2 separate regions of the Homo sapiens genome follow, and region 2 is linked to region 1. Evidence: read pairs that join two places in POLR2A ChIA-PET (ENCODE). Cell type or tissue: K562. All regions are shown on one strand. Links, peaks and the distances in the headings refer to the core of each region. The heading gives the core; the rest is flanking DNA. Region 1 has its middle 11 kb from the start of MAPK1. Region 2 overlaps MAPK1 (mitogen-activated protein kinase 1).

Region 1 (7,977 bases), core at 2,907-5,406:
CCCTCCACTATTGTCCTGTGACCCTGCCAAATCCCCCTCTGCGAGAAACACCCAAGAATGATCAATAAAAAAAAAAAAAAATTAGCTGGACATGGTGTTACATGCCTATAGTCCTAGCTACTAGGGAGGCTGAGGTGAGAGAATCCCTTGAGCTTAGGAGGTCAAGGCTGAAGTGAGCCATGATCATGCCACTGCACTCCAGCTTGGGCAACAGAGTGAGACTCTGCCTCAAAAAAAACACAAACCAAAAACCAAAAGACTAATAGAACTACTACTGTGTACATTTTAAAAGTCAGTTTTACTGTAAGTTAATTCATTTTTTTAAATTAAGAACAGTTCTCGACCGGGCACGGTGGCTCACGCCTGTAATCCCAATACTTGGGAGGCTGAGGCAGGTGGATCACCTGAGGTCAGGAGTTCAAGAACAGCCTGGCCAACATGGCGAAACCCTGACTCTACTAAAAGTACAAAAATTAGCCAGACATGGTGACAGGCACCTGTAATCCCAGCTACTCAGGAGGCTGAGGCAGGATAATTGCTTGAACCTGGGAGGCAGAGGTTGCAGTGAGCTGAGATCACGCCATTGCACTCCAGCCTGGGTGACAGTGCAAGACTCCCTCTCAAAAAAAACAAAAAACAAAAAACAAAAAAAACTAGAAAATACTATAAGTAGAAATGGTGATTAGATAGGGTGGGCATGCAACCTAGCATGCCAGTGAAGCATGAGGGGAAGACTGCTGCTGCTGGGGGGCTTCTTACTCCTGAGGAGGCTCCCAGAGGGACAGTCCCTTTCTGCCTTTGAATAGTGTGGTACCACGTGCTGTCTGGATCCACTACAGCCACCTCCCGACTTGCTTGAGGATAATGCCAACACAGAGAGGAGGGCAGTGCCTCAAAAAGAGCAGAGAAGAGGAGTCAGACCCCTACCTGTGTTAGATGAGAAAGCATGTGCCTTTACTGTTTGTACCAACTGAGTTTGGCCAGAACCAAAGTTGTGTCCTAGTTGAGCACCTAGGACAGAATATTGAAGGAGGTGCTCACTCTCGGATGCTGATGCTACACTTGCCAACCCTGAGAGTGAGCATCTCCTTAAATGTACACCCCAGGTGCCTCACTCAGCTCACCCTGGTCCTGTTCGTGTTTGACTTAGGGCTTTTTGGACTTACAGCTGAAAGATTCTAACTGGTAAGGGGAGGACACACTAGAATTTAAGGAATGGGCAGATAAGAGGAACCCCGAAAAGGAGATAAAAGGCAGCTGCTCTTATTTGGGCCAAAGCAATGTTATATAATATCAATGCCAGGGGCCACCCCAGCCTAATATTAAAGGAATTGTCTTCCAAGTTTGTAGTAGTAGTTGTATTATTTTCATGATTTTCCAAAGAGTGTTACTGCATCTCTCTTTTTTTTTTCTCTCTCTCTCTCCCTCCCTCCCTCTCTCTCTCTCTTTTGAGACGGAGTCTCGCTCTGTCACCCAGGCTGGAGTACAGTGGCACGACCTCGGCTCATTGCATGCTCCGCCTCCTGGGTTCATGCCATTCTCCTGCCTCAGCCTCCTAAGTAGCTGGGACTACAGGCGCCCGCCACCACGCCCGGCTAATGTTTTTGTATTTTAAGTAGAGACAAGGTTTCACCATGTTAGCCAGGATGGTCTTGATCTCCTGACCTCGTGATCCGCCCACCTTGGCCTCCCAAAGTGCTGTGGTTACTGGCATGAGCCACCATGCCCAGCCTCTCTCTTTTCTTTTCTTTCTTTTCTCTTCTCCTCTTTGCTTTTCTCTATCTCTCCTTCTTTCTTCTTCTTCTTTTTTTTTTTTTTTAAAGTGTTGCTCTGTTGCCGAGGCTGGAGTGCAGTGGCATGATCTCAGCTCACTGCAACCTCTGCCTCCCAGGTGCAGGCAATTCTCCCTGCCTCAGCCTCCCATGTAGCTGCGATTACAGGTGCCTGCCACCACGCCCAGCTAATTTTTAGTGTTTTTAGTAGGGACAGCGTTTTGCCATGTTGGTCAGGCTGGTCTCAAACTCCTGACCTCAGGTGATCTGCCTGCCTCTGCCTCCCAAAGTGCTGGGATTACAGGTGTGAACCACTGCACCCAGCCTTTTTTTTTTTTTTCTTTTCTTTTCTTTTTATGAGACAGTGTCTCGGCTGGGAACAGTGACTCACACCTATAATCCCAGCACTTTGGGAGACCAAGGCAGGATTGCTTGAGCCTAGGAGTTTGAGACCAGCCTGGGCAACATACCAAGATCTTGTCTCTACAAACAATAAAAAAATGAGCTGGGCATGGTGGCACACACCTGTAGTCCCAGCTACTTGGGAGACTGAGGTAGGAGGATGGCTTGAGCCCAGGAGGTTGAGGATGCAGTGAGCCTCAATCATAGCTCACTGTAACTTGGAACTCCCAGGCTCCAGGGATCCTCCACCCTCAGCCTCCCGAGCAGCTGGGACTATAGGCATGCACCACCACAGTCAGCTAATTTTTTTAAAAAATTTTTTCTGTTTTTTTTCTTTTTGAGATGGTGTCTCTCTCTGTTGCCAGGCTGGAGTGCAGTGGCATGATCTTGGCTCACTGCAACCTCCGCCTCCTGGTTTCAAGCAATTCTGCCTCAGCCTCCTGAATAGCTGGGACTACAGGCGCACGCCACTATGCCCAGCTAATTTTTGTATTTAGAGTAGAGACGGGGTTTTGCCATGTTGGCCAGGATGGTCTCGATCTCTTGACCTCGTGATCCGCCCACCACAGCCTCCCAAAGTGCTGGGATTACAGGCATTAGTCACCGTGCCCGGCCTATTTTTTGAATTTTTTTAGAGACAGGGTCTCACTTTGTTGCCCAGGCTGGTCTCAAACTCCTGGCCTCAGGCAATTTTCTCACCTCTGCTTCCTAAAGGGCTGAGATTGCGGGTGTTAGCCATCATGCTCCTGGCCTGTTACTGTATTATTTCCTTTCTGGTTGAAACCTTTTTTTTTTTTTTGAGAGACAGAGTCTCACTCGCCCAAGATGGAGTGCAACGGCCCAATTTCGGCTCACTGCAACCTTTGCCTCCTGGGCTCAAGTGATTCTCCTGCCTCAGCCTTCCAAGTAGCTGGGATTACAGGCACCTGCCACCACGCCTGGCTAATTTGGGTTTCACCATGTTGGCCAGGCTGGTCTTGAACTGCTGACCTCAAGTGATCCACCTGCCTCAGCCTCCCAAAGTGCTGGGATTATAGGTGCTAGCCACTGCACCTGGCTTCCCGACTGAAACCTTTTTTTTTTTTTAAATGGAGTCTCACTCGTCGCCCAGGCTGGAGAGCAATGACGCGATTTCGGCTCACTGCAACCTCTGCCTCCCAGGTTCAAGTGATTCTCCTCGCTCAGCCTCCTCCAAGTAGCTGGGATTACAGGCATGCACCACCACGCCCAGCTAATTTTTGTATTTTTAGTAGAGACAGGGTTTCACCATGTTGGCCAGGCTGGTCTCCAAACTCCTGACTTCAGTTGATCCGCCCTCCTCGGCCTCCCAAAGTGCTGGGATTACAGGTGTAAGCCACCGCGTCCGGCCATCTGACTGAAATCTTAGTAGAATGTCTGCTAATGTTCTAATAAAGCACTTAGTAGGATGTTTGTTAATTTTAAACTTCGTATGATTGTTCATTTGTTAAACTGTGCTGTGATCAGAGGATTTGACCTCAACAATTTTTGCTTATTTGGATTTATTAAAAAATTTTGTGGGCCAGGTGTGGTAGCTCATGCCTGTAATCCCAGCACTTTGGGAGGCCGAGGTGGGCAGATCACCTGAGGGCTGGAGTTGGAGACCAGCCTGGCAAACATGGTGAAACCCAGTCTCTACTAAAAATACAAAACTTAGGGCGTGGCAGTGGGTGCCTGTGATCACAGCTACTTGGGAAGCTGAGGCAGGAGAATTGCTTGAACCAGGGAGATGGAGGTTGCAGTGAGCTGAGACCGTGCCACTGCACTCCAGCCTGGGCAACAGAGCGAAACTACATCTCAAAAAAAAAAAAAAACAAACAAACAAATTTTGTGGTCCAGTAAAGGATAAGTTGTTGTCAATGTTCCAGAGATACTGGGAGTGGTGGTGATGTATTTTATGTAGGTGGAGGACACAGCGTAAGTTTTTATACCTTACTAATTCTGCTGTTTAGCTCATCTTTATTTTTGTTTATATGTCACAGTCTGATAATGGTATATCATATTTTACTATAATTATAGTTCACTGCAGCCTCAAACTCCTGAGCTCAAGCCATCCTTCCATGTCAGTCTCCCAAGTAGATAGGACTGCAGATGCATGCCACCACACGTGACTAATTTTTAAAACTTTTTTTTTTTAGAGAGGGGCTTCGCTACATTGCCCAGGATGATCTGTAACTCCTGGCCTCAAGAAATCCTCCTGCTTTGGCCTCCCAAAACACTGGGATTACAGGTGTGAGCCTCTGAGCCCAGCCTATAACTGTGTTTCTATTAGCTGTGTTCCTATAGACTTTTTTTTTTTTTTTTTGAGACGGAGTCTCGCTCTGTCGCCCAGGCCGGACTGCGGACTGCAGTGGCGCAATCTCGGCTCACTGCAAGCTCCGCTTCCCGGGTTCACGCCATTCTCCTGCCTCAGCCTCCCGAGTAGCTGGGACTACAGGCGCCCGCCACCGCGCCCGGCTAATTTTTTGTATTTTTTTAGTAGAGACGGGGTTTCACCTTGTTAGCCAGGATGGTCTCGATCTACTGACCTCATGATCCACCCGCCTCGGCCTCCCAAAGTGCTGGGATTACAGGCGTGAGCCACCGCGCCCGGCCGACTTTTTTTTTTTTTTAAAGAGACAAGATCTTGTTATGTTGCCCAGGCTGGAATGCAGTGCATATTCACAAGCATGATCATATGGCACTACAGCTTCAAACTTCCAGTCTTAATAGTCTTAAGTGATCCTCCAGCCTCTGTCTCCTGAGTAGCTGGGACGATAGGTATGTGCCACCACACCCGGCTCTGCTTCTTGTTTTGTGTTGTTATGTTATTTGGTGCCTTTAGTTTCACAATGCCTTTTTTTTTTTTTGAGACAGGATTTTGCTCTGTTGGCCAGGCTGGAGTGCAGTGATGTGATCATAGCTTACCGCAGCCTCTAACTCCTGAGCTTAAGGGATTCTCCTGCCTCAGCCTCCTGGATAGCTGGAACTACAAGTGTGTACCACCACACTCAGTTAATTTTTTAATTTTTATTTTTGTAGAGACAGAGTCTTGCTATGTTGACCTGGCTGGTCTTGAACTCCTGGCCTCAAGTAATCCTCCCACCTCAGCCTCTCAAAGCAGTGGGATTACAGGTGTGAGCCACCATGTCCAGTAACAAAGCCTTTTTATATTATATATATTATTAGTATACATACTACTAATATGTATATATATGCATATACATACTATATATATACACACACATAAATAGGCATATCTTTTTAAACAACAGTATATATTCAGTTTGCTTTTTGATGTGATCTGAAGTTTTAATATTTTAAATAGTAATTTTAGAAGTTTACATTTTTACTTGTTTACATTTGGCTTGTTATACGTAATCTAACCTTTGCTCATCTAATTTTCTAATTTTCTGGTGTTTTGATATTCTTGTTTATAATTTCTTGCCATTTCTTTTTTTAATTTACAAATGTGAGGAAAGTATCTAGTATACTTCCTAAGACTCTTGATTTTTGCTGTATGAATTACGTTGTTCCTTTCGTCTCATGTAATGAATTATAAGGTATACATAAGGCTTTTTACACTGAAAAATTATATGAACTTATATATTTTTTTAAATAACTTTTATCCTCATGTTACATAAAACAAAGACATAGTCTCTGGCTTTTCTATCCTCTTTCTTCTCCCCTGGTTTCCACTGCATAATCTCAGGTTTAAAACCCTATTTTTAAAGATCTTCGTTCTCAACTTTTTATTTTGCATTTTGTTTGTTACCATAGCAACAATTATTTCAACTTATCAGTATCAGTCTCTACTGAGTGGTGTTTTTATTCCGTTATCTCTCTATCTTTAGCTAGTTTCAAGGCTCATTGCCAGTTCTTTTCTCTCATTTCATCATTCATGAGTTTCTGATTCATGTCTCACAATTTATTGCACAGTTCTGAGCAATTTCTGCAGAAAAATGAGTTAATTGGGTAGTGCATTAGTCAGAACTCTTATGGCTTTAAGTGACAGAAACCTAAAGTTCAGGCTTAGCTATATACAGCCTCAAACTGCAGCAGGAAGGAATTGTCTTCATCTCTGTCTTCCTCTCGGAGGGTGTTTCTTGCATCGTGGCATGTCTGGCCACAGACTCACATTCACTTCCCACCACCCCAGCAAAAAGGGAACACCTTTTTCCTAATAGTTTCTGCAAAAGTCTGAGCTGAATATCATTGGCTTGAATCAGGTCACATGCCCATCCTTTGAACCAATGTCTGTGTTCTGATTAGGGAGCCCTGGGTCACATGGTTCTCTTGAACTTGGGGATGAGGCCAGCCCTTCAAACTACATGAGTGCAGAAGGGACAGGTCACCAAATAAAAACTGGGTTGGCCAGGCATGGTGGCTCATGCCTGTAATCCCAGCACTTTGGGAGGCCGAGGTGGGCAGCTCAACTGAGGTCAGAAGTTTGAGACCAGCCTGGCCAACGTGGTGAAACCCCATCTCTACTAAAAATACAAAAATTAGCTGGGCATGGTGGTGAGTGCCTGTAATCCCACCTACTTTGGAGGCTGAGGCTGGAGAATCACTTGAACCCCGGAGGCGGAGGTTGCAGTGAGCCAAGATTGTGCCATTGCACTCCAGCGTGGATGACAAGAGCAAGACTCCATCTCAAAAAAAAAAAAATCTAGGTTGCTGCTACCAGAAGGAGGAGTCAATGCTGGGTAGATGTCCATTGTTTTCTAAGATTCTGCAGATCTGTGAATTATTGCCACCGTATTGAGTCAGTAAGAAAGACATTCAGGTAGTCGGCCTTATGCTTAGATGGTAGCTTAGTTATTGTCTTACCATGTTCCAGAGGCTAGTTCTCCACTGTGTTTCCAGAAACTTGTTGTTGTCGGAGCTAGATGATTGTTCCCTCTGGGCCTGGCTCATGCTAACCTGACTCAGTAGAGACCGATGAGACTAAACCCCATCTTAGAATGAACAGTCATTGCCATAGGACCCAAATGGGGTTGTCCTCTGGTCAGGGAACTTTCCCCATCAGAAAATCACAAGTGAACCCAAACTCTAATCATAAGGTTGCTTAGTGCCCATGGAACTAGGCAAGAGGCGCTCTCTGGAGAAAATTAACAGTCAGACGCATCATCCCATAACAGTGTGGTAGTTTTAAATGTCCACCAATGCTGGAATAGCGCAGAGACAACATGTTACAGGGAGGGAGACTGATACATGCTAAAACCAAAAGACACGAGAGTACTGAGGGTAGATTAGCATGGCTGGTGCGTGGAAAGCAAGGGTCAGGGAGAGAAGAGGAGATTAGGGTGGAGAGGTAGCCAGCAAAGCTCTCACTCTGAGTGTGATGGGGAGCCACTTAAGAAGGAGAGGGACAGGCTGGGTGCAGTGGCTCACGCCTGTAATCCTAGTACTTTGGGAGGCTGAGGCGGTGGATTGCCTGAGCTCAGGAGTGCGAGACCAGCCTGGGCAACACCTGTCTCTACTAAAATACAAAAAATTAGCTGAGCATGGCGGCATGCACCTGAAGTCCCAACTACTTGGGAGGTTGAGGCAGGAGAATTGCTTGAACCTGGGAGGCAGAGGTTACAGTGAGCCAAGATTGTGCCCCTGCACTCTAGCTTGGGCAACAGAACAAGACTCCACCTCAAAAAAAAAAAAAAAAAAAAAAAAGAAGGGGAGGGACAGCCAGTCGTGGTGGCTTATGCCTGTAAGCCTAGAACTTTGGGAGGCCAAAATGGGAGGATCATTTGAGGCTAGGAGTTTGAAACCAGCCTGGGTAACACGGTGAGATCTTGTCTCTACAAAA
Region 2 (7,977 bases), core at 1,828-4,327, 53 kb after region 1:
CTGTGTCTGTTCTTAGACATCTTAGAATGATTTTCATTCATTTTTACTGCTGCATAGTACTCCATGTGGATATAACATAGTGTCTTCAGTCTCCTCCAATGTGTGGGCATTTAGATTGTTTCCAGTATTTTGCAATTACAAATAGTGCTACTGTGGATAATCTTGTACATATGTTTTTTCATATCATTGGAGGTGTACCTTCAGAGTAGATTCTTAGAAGTAGGATTGCTGGGTTAAAAGATGTACACATATATAATTTTGTTAGGTATTGCCCAGTTCCCCTCCAGAAGAGTTGTACAGTTTGCATTCCCACCAGCCATATATGAAAACTACCTGCATATGTTTTAAAACACATACAGATGAATGATTATCAGTTTTGTTTAGGGTCTTCCTTTCCTTCTGCAATTCCTCTTCTATCATGACAGGTTGCAAAAGAAACTAACTGCAACTTTTTCATGAAAAGAAGTAAAATTAGTTTTCCAGAGCTGACTGAAGATTTTCTTACTGGCATTTTAAAGTTATAATTATGTATTACATTTTTCCACTTTACCTAGTTTAGCATCTGTTATGTAACATCTCACCACCTGCTTAGTTGTGCAGGCAGTTCTTTTCAGTTTAGATAATAATACTGGATACTGCAAGTTTAAACATTTTCCCCATCTTAGTCATTTTCCAGATTTCTGAGACAGGTGTTTAATATTTCCAAAAGTGAGGCAGTTCAGAAAATATTTGCATTTCTTCACTCTTACATTTCAGTGACGGAGGTGGTCATCTGAGCCTCTCTTCCTTTGACTTGACTCGTTGGGGTACAGCTTACAAAAGCATGCCAGGGTCACCATGACAAAGTAGATCATCCTCTTTTCTAGACCATGGCTCCCTATCCTGCCCTCTCTCCCTGACGACCCCTGGCTTGAGACCCTCACCTTTGTGTTTTCCCGGTGTGCTGGTCCTCTCTGGCCTCGCTCTGGATTCTGTCTGCTGACCTCCCCACTCTGACCAGATTCTCAGTTCTCCTGATCTCTCCACTCCCACTCTATAGGAACCCTACTGTTTATTTTGTCTGATCTTGCTCAGACTGCTGATACATACTGGAGAAAGTCACTTAATTGTCATGATTGGCAGCACTAAACATCTCTGGATTCTTTCTGCTGAGTCTTCAATGTTTTCTTTTAACTTGTCCCCGTTCGGGTCCCTTTCTCACCTTCCCTGTGCCTGGTTTGCCTTCACATCTTCTGCCTTCCAGCCTGCTCTCCCATACTCCCACACCTCATTTACAGCACATACTCACCTTATTTCAGGAAAGACAGGTTTTGACTTATCCTGAGGAAATAGATCTAAATAGCCAGAACCTTCCAAATGGATAGGCTACTTTGGGAAGCAGTACATTTTCTATATCATGATCATTATGATTATTTTTCTTGTCCTTACTGCCTGCCTTCTTCAGCTTCTTTTCAGTTGACCTGTCTGAATCTGGCTCAATGATGAACCTGAACTTGGTTGATCACCACAAGAGCCTGTGGCCAAGGACTGTTGGCCTATATAAAGTGTCATGGTTCAGAACATGGGTTTTGGGGGTCAGCACACCTGGATTTGAATCTCAGTTCTGTTAACTACTAGGTATGTAATCATGGACACGTTAGTTGACCCTCCACTCTGCCTCAGTTTCTTCATCTATAAAGTAGGGGTTATGTTTCATAGGGTTGTGGTGAAGATAATATATAAGGATTTTTCTTAAGTTCTTAGCACTGTGCTAGTGACTATGATCATTATGATTAAATGTAGTCCTTCCTTATTTTCTCACTCTACCTCAGGGGTCACTTAATGCTCTTGGTTTGTGTTGATACTACTTCTAGCTGTTGTCATAACTCACTGCCAGCTAGCCTCACCCAGACCATTGTAAAGTTCTTTTCCAGTGAAAGTGGGAGGAAATAAATGAGGAGAAAGGAAATGTAGGGAAATGATCAAGAAGTGGATACTCCATCTATTTCATCAGGGTCTCCCTTTCTTTCTCATGGCAAGTTCAGAACACTTCTAAGCAGTAACTGCTTTGCATTAGATAGTATCTGTTACCAAGTCTCACTTTGGGCTACCCTAGCATGCTTTAAGTAAAACAGAGCTGCTTGGTTATGGATTTTTAAGATGATGGATAGTCGCAGTACTAAATCCTGGTAGTATATCTTAGATCAAGTAAAATAGACATTTTTCCCATTCATGAAGAGAGAAATGTTTTTCATACTTTAATAATTTGGGTACCACAGTTCACCAAAAATTTGTGGAAACTTTTCTGAATATAAGTCACTACAAGTCTTCATCTATGTCAGTGTCTGCGCATACACCTGTATAACTGAGTGTGTCTCTTTATCCATATTTTTTATTTTGTGCTGCTTATGTTTGGATGTAGCCTGAACATGAAATAATGGAATCTTCTTTTTGTAACTTGGCCAGCATTATCAAAGCATATATGTAGGGCATAGCTGAGTTAGGACTAAAACTCAGACCTCCTGATTTGAAGCCCAGTGTTCTTTTCTGATGTTACTTCCTTTTTAGGGTATCACATGATAAATGTAATGAATAATAATAAGTAAAATAATTTTTTTTTTTTTTGAGACGGAGTCTCGCTCTGTCGCCCAGGCTGGAGTTCAGTAGCGTAATCTCAGCTCACTGCAACCTCCACCTCCCGGGTTCATGCCATTCTCCTGCCTCAGCCTCCCAAATAGCTGGGACCACAGGCGCCTGCCACCATGCCCAGCTAATTTTTTGTATTTTTAGTAGAGACGGGGCTTCACCGTGTCAGCCAGGATGGTCTCGATCTCCTGACCTCGTGATCCTCCTGCCTCGGCCTCCTAAAGTGCTGGTATTACAGGCGTGAGCCACCGCGCCCGGCCAAGTAAAATAATTTTTAAAAGACCATACAACTTTTTTTTGAAGGCCTACTATCTTTTAGGCTGCATCTGCTTTTTCTAATCTTCACAATCCCCGGGCTTTCCTCATTTTCTAGCCAAGCAAGTGATTACTCAGAGATACTAAGTAATTCAGCCAGTGTCTCTCAGCTAGTGAGGGATAGGACCAGAATTGAAACCTTTTCTGGGTCTTTTAGTCTGTTTTATTACTGAAGAAATTGACAAATGCATATGTAACCAACAAAACTTGTTCAAGCTCTGGGCTCTCCAGAGCACCTTTTCTAGAGAAGTTGCATACTTGTTAATGACTAGATTTTAAGCCATGGTACCTATAGTACATTGGAACATTGGCTCTTAAAATAATAAAAAATTATGAATAAATGCTAAGCATTTGCTATTACTGGTTTTATTGCTTAAATAACCTTAGGCTAGCTTTTAATAGTTCACTTAATGGTTTGCAGCATCTGAAAAAAAAAAACCTTTGCACTGTTTTTCTTGGTTAGTGAATTGTCAGAGAACCAAGCTAAAGTAAGGAATACATTTTCTTTTAAAGCAATCATTAGTATTATCTACCTATTTATTTTTGGAACATGAGTTTGGCTCAGTCTAACTTACTTAGCATCTGAAGACAAGATAATTTTTATCTGTGAAACAGAGTGCTGTAGTTTCGTGTTCAGATAATTAAAGTTCACCAAAATGGGTGGCTTAGAGAACAGCTTAATAGCTTTCCCTAAAAATAACCCATTCACAGTTGTTAGGTAGCATTTTAGTTGCTACAGTATATGGTGCTTGTGCATGATAATAACGTTTGTCTAAATAAGGTGGATATATTATCCACAAATATTGAGCCTCTGCTATGAGACATGACTATAATGACAGGGGATGAAGAGGATGGGAAGAAAACCTAAAAATATTAGAAATTTTATGTCAAAGCCTTTGAAATGATTGTGGAAGGCTGGGCATTTATTCTAATGATACTGTCATTACTTAAAACCTGTTTGGAACATTTCCCTTGGAATTTCCTTGAATATGAGCTTATGAACCATGAAAGAGAATCAACCCCTTAATTTTGTAGCACAGCTAAATTTTTAAAAAATCACCTTTTGAGATATAATTTATATGCAATAAAATGTATCTTTTTATGTGTACTGTTCAGTGAAATCTTGACAAATGTATGTAGTTGTGTAACTGCCACCACAATAAAGATACAGAATATTTACATCACTTCAAAAAGCTTTCTTGGGTACCTTTGCAGTCAGTTTGTGCCTCAGGCAAGCACGGCTTTCTTTCCTTTTGTTTTTGAGACAGAGTCCAGCTCTGTCACCCAGGCTGGAGTGCAATGGCGCGATCTCGGCTCATTGCAACCTCCTGTCTCTCAGGTTCAACCGATTCTCCTGCCTCAGCCTCCTGACTAGCTGGGATTACAGGTGCACACCACCACGCCCAGCTAATTTTTGTATTTTTACTAGAGATGGGGTTTCACCTTGTTGGCCAAGCTGGTCTCAAACTCCTGACCTCGTCATCCACCCACCTCAGCCTCCCAAAGTCATAGGATTACAGGTGTGAGCCACTGCACCCAGCCACGGCTTCCTATCACTATAGATTAGCTTCAGCTTTTCTAGAATCTCATATAAATGGGATTTAAAAGTTTGTTCTCTTTGTGTTTGGCTTCTTTCATTTAGCATAGTGTTTTTCAGATTTGTCCTTGTTGCATGGATTAGTAGTAATTCCTTTTATTGCTGAGTACTGTCCTGTTGTATGGATGTACCACAGTTTGTTTACCCTTTGCTTGTTAATTAACATTTGGGTCGTACACAGTTTAGGGCTGTTAGGAATAAAGCTCCTACAGACATCTGTATATGAGAGTTTCAACTTTGCTGCATCCTCACCAACACTTGGTATTGGTCAGTTATTTTAGCTATTCTAATGGGTATTTGGTTTTAATTTACATTTCCTTTATGACTCATCAGTCATATTTTCATATTTGTTGTCACAAAGGAAGTGTTTATTCTTTTGCCTATTTGTAATATTGGGTTGTTTGTAGTCTTGTTTTGAAGTTTTAAGAGTTCTTTATGTATGCTAAATACAAGTCCTACATATTGCAAATTTTTTCTCCTCTCTGCACAATTCATTTTTGACCTTGATGATCTTATCTGGCCTGCTCTGCTCACCATCTCATTCGTGGATCCCACTCAGCAGCCTTTCCCTTTCAGTCTTGGCTGTCTCTTTCCATTTCCACTGTCACTGCTCTTACGCATTCCAAGGACTTTACTACTCCCTTCAGAGATGTGGTGGGTGTTTTTTTTTTTTTTTTAAATTATTATTTTACTGACTTGAGAGTGCTGCTGGATTGATAGTGACCTTGGGTCTGGGTTGCTAGATGTCCTGCAGTGGGTGGTATGGTTTCACACTGAACACTGAACTGACCTGCTTAACATGCCAATTACATCCTTGTTGCTTAGTCCACGCCACTGTCAGTCACCTCTTGCTGGTATTATGGCAGTGCTTGGAACGGTTTCCTTTTTTTTTTTTTTTAACTTTTTCCTTTTTTTATTTTTATTTTCTTTTTTTAAAATAGAGACAGGATCTCACTATGTTACCCAACCTGATCTCGAACTTCTGGGTTCAAGCAGTCCACCTGCCTTGGCCTCCTAAAGCACTGGGATTACAGGCATGAGCCACTGCCCCCAGCCACTTTTTCCTTTTTACAGTTCAGTTTTTCTCTTATTTGGTAAGATCATTTACAAAATATAAGTTGGATACTTTTATTCCCCAGTTTAAAGTGAAAGGACACTTAAAAGATAAATCCTTAGCATAACTGCTGGGTCACTGCGCATTTCTTCTGCCTCATCGTGAGCCACGCTCTCTCTGGTACACTGTAGCCACAGTGGTCTTCTTAGGGCTTCTGGTCTACTTCTGGTCTACTTCTGGTCTACCCTCTCCCTGCTTGTAGAATACTTGCTGCCTTTGCCACCCAGCAACCTGGCTAATTCCGGCTTATCCTTCAGTTCTCTGTTTAAATGCCTTCCCTAATTTCTTTAGAGAAGAAGAGTCTTCCGTAAGCTTCTAATTTAAACTAAGTTTTCTAGTTATCCTTAATAACATTAATTATATAACTTGCATTTTCCTTAGCAATTATCATAATTTATAATGTAGTCATGTTTATGACAAATATGTTTATTAATACCTATGTCTCTCTCTCTTATTTTTTTTTTGTGATGGAGTCTCCCTCTGTCACCCAGGCTGGAGTGCAGTGGCGCGATCTCAGCTCACTGCAACCTCTGCCTCCCGGGTTCAAGCGATTCTCCTGTCTCAGCCTCCCGAGTAGCTGGGACTACAGATGGCACGGCACCACGCCCAACTAATTTTTGTATTTTCAGTAGAGATGGAGTTTCACCATATTGATCAGGCAGGTCTCAAACTCCTGACCTCAGGTGATCCACCCGCCGCAGCCTCCCAAAGTGCTGGGATTACAGGCATGAGCCACTGCACCCAGCCTCTATGTCTATCTCCTCTCATAGTTTATGAGGGCAGAGAGCTTTATATTTTTACTGCTTTATCCACAGTGCTTAACATAATGTAGGTGATTATTTGATAAATAAAATTAACTTTAACATTCAAATGTTTTTAAAGTTATTTGATGCACATCCTTTACGATCCCAAACTGACGTTTTTTTTCTCTTGAATACAAACTTCTGTACTAGTTTCCTGTCTCTGCCATTTCCACTGAATCTATAAATTGCCCTTATAACAAGAGTTCTCATCTTTTTTTTTTTTTTTTAATGACGTGAATCCTTTAGGCAGTTGGTGAAACTTGTGGCTCCTTTTCAGATTAATATTTTAAATGAATAAAATAAAATGTGAGATTACAAAGGGAATCAGTTATGCTGAAATACCACTTTTGAAAAATTAAGAAGTCTTTATATGTGCTTCTTTACTAATGCCGTAAATAGCAAGATCAGGCAGCAGGTCTAACAAGCACTGTAATTTCAAAGTGTTGATGGGTATAGATATTTCAAGAATTATAACTGGTCTCCCTATGTCTAGTTTTAGCCTCTTTAGTCAGTTTTTTTTTTCTTTTTTTTTCCTTTTTGAAATGGAGTTTTGCTCTGTCGCCCAGGCTGGAGTGCAGTGGCACGATCTCGGTTCACTGCACCCTCCACCTCCTGGGTTCAAGCAGTTCTTCTGCCTCAGCCTCCCAGGTAGCTAGAATTACAGGAGCCTGCCACTACGTGCCTGGCTAATTTTTGTATTTTTGGTAGAGACAGGGTTTCACCATGTTGGTCATGCTGGTCTTAAACTCCTGACTCCAGGTGATCCACCTGCCTTAGCCTCCCAAAGTGCTTGGGATTACAGGCGTGAGCCACCACGCCTGGCCTTCAGTCAGTTCTATACCTGTGTTTCTGATTCCCTTCCCCTCCCCTCCCCTCCCCTGCCTTCCCTGAGACAGAGTCTCACTCTGTCACCCAGGCTGGAGTGCAATGGCATGATCTTGGCTCACTGCAGCCACCGCCTTCTGGGTTCAAGTGATGCTCCTGCCTCAGCCTCCCAAGTAGCTGGGATTACAGGCACGCACAACCATGCCTAATTTTTGTGTTTTTAGTAGATACAGGGTTTCACCATGTTGGCCAGGCTGGTCTTGAACTCCTGACCTCAGGTGGTCCACCTGCCTCAGCCTCCCAAAGTGCTGGGATTACAGGCATGAGCCACCACATCCAGACTCTTCATCTTCTGTTATTGAAGTAAAGTACAGATTTCTCAGCTTTTTAGTAACATCACCTTTTGTTCTTCCCCTGGACAGGTGTAAACTCCAGCCATATTGAACTATCCAGCACCTGGTACCCAGCCTTCCGTGCTTCAGCTTCTGTAGCTCCTTCTTCCTTAAGTGCTTTTTCGTGTGCTGCCTATTAAAATCCTACCTGCTTTTCAAGGCACCATTAAATACCACCTTCTTAGAGAGAGGTCCACAGATACTAACATAGAGCAGAGCCTGACAGATAATAAACACTCAATAAATTGTAGGTATTATTAAGTGAGAATTGTTCATAACTTCTTTTCAATACCATCATTACCTGGT

Evidence for each region. Peaks named below come from ENCODE experiments on the same cell type or tissue, not always from the same donor. Only the 100,000 strongest peaks of a DNase experiment are listed, where the experiment ranks them.
Region 2: POLR2A ChIA-PET joins it to region 1 with 5 read pairs; 15 of 35 experiments call an interaction of 5 or more read pairs at or near these places.

Annotation. Positions count from the first base shown.
Region 1 is chr22:21,875,047-21,883,023 of GRCh38, reverse strand. No RefSeq gene overlaps it. Among named protein-coding and RNA genes, the nearest start is that of MAPK1, 11 kb to the right of the region's middle. RefSeq lists an enhancer at 1-201. In K562, for the core only: no CTCF peak of the experiment used is centred there; no DNase peak of the experiment used is centred there; H3K27me3 peaks cover 1,158 bases.
Region 2 is chr22:21,821,436-21,829,412 of GRCh38, reverse strand. All of the region lies in intron 1 of MAPK1 (mitogen-activated protein kinase 1), which reads left to right. Among named protein-coding and RNA genes, the nearest start is that of MAPK1, 42 kb to the left of the region's middle. In K562, for the core only: no CTCF peak of the experiment used is centred there; a DNase peak (open chromatin) is centred at 2,992.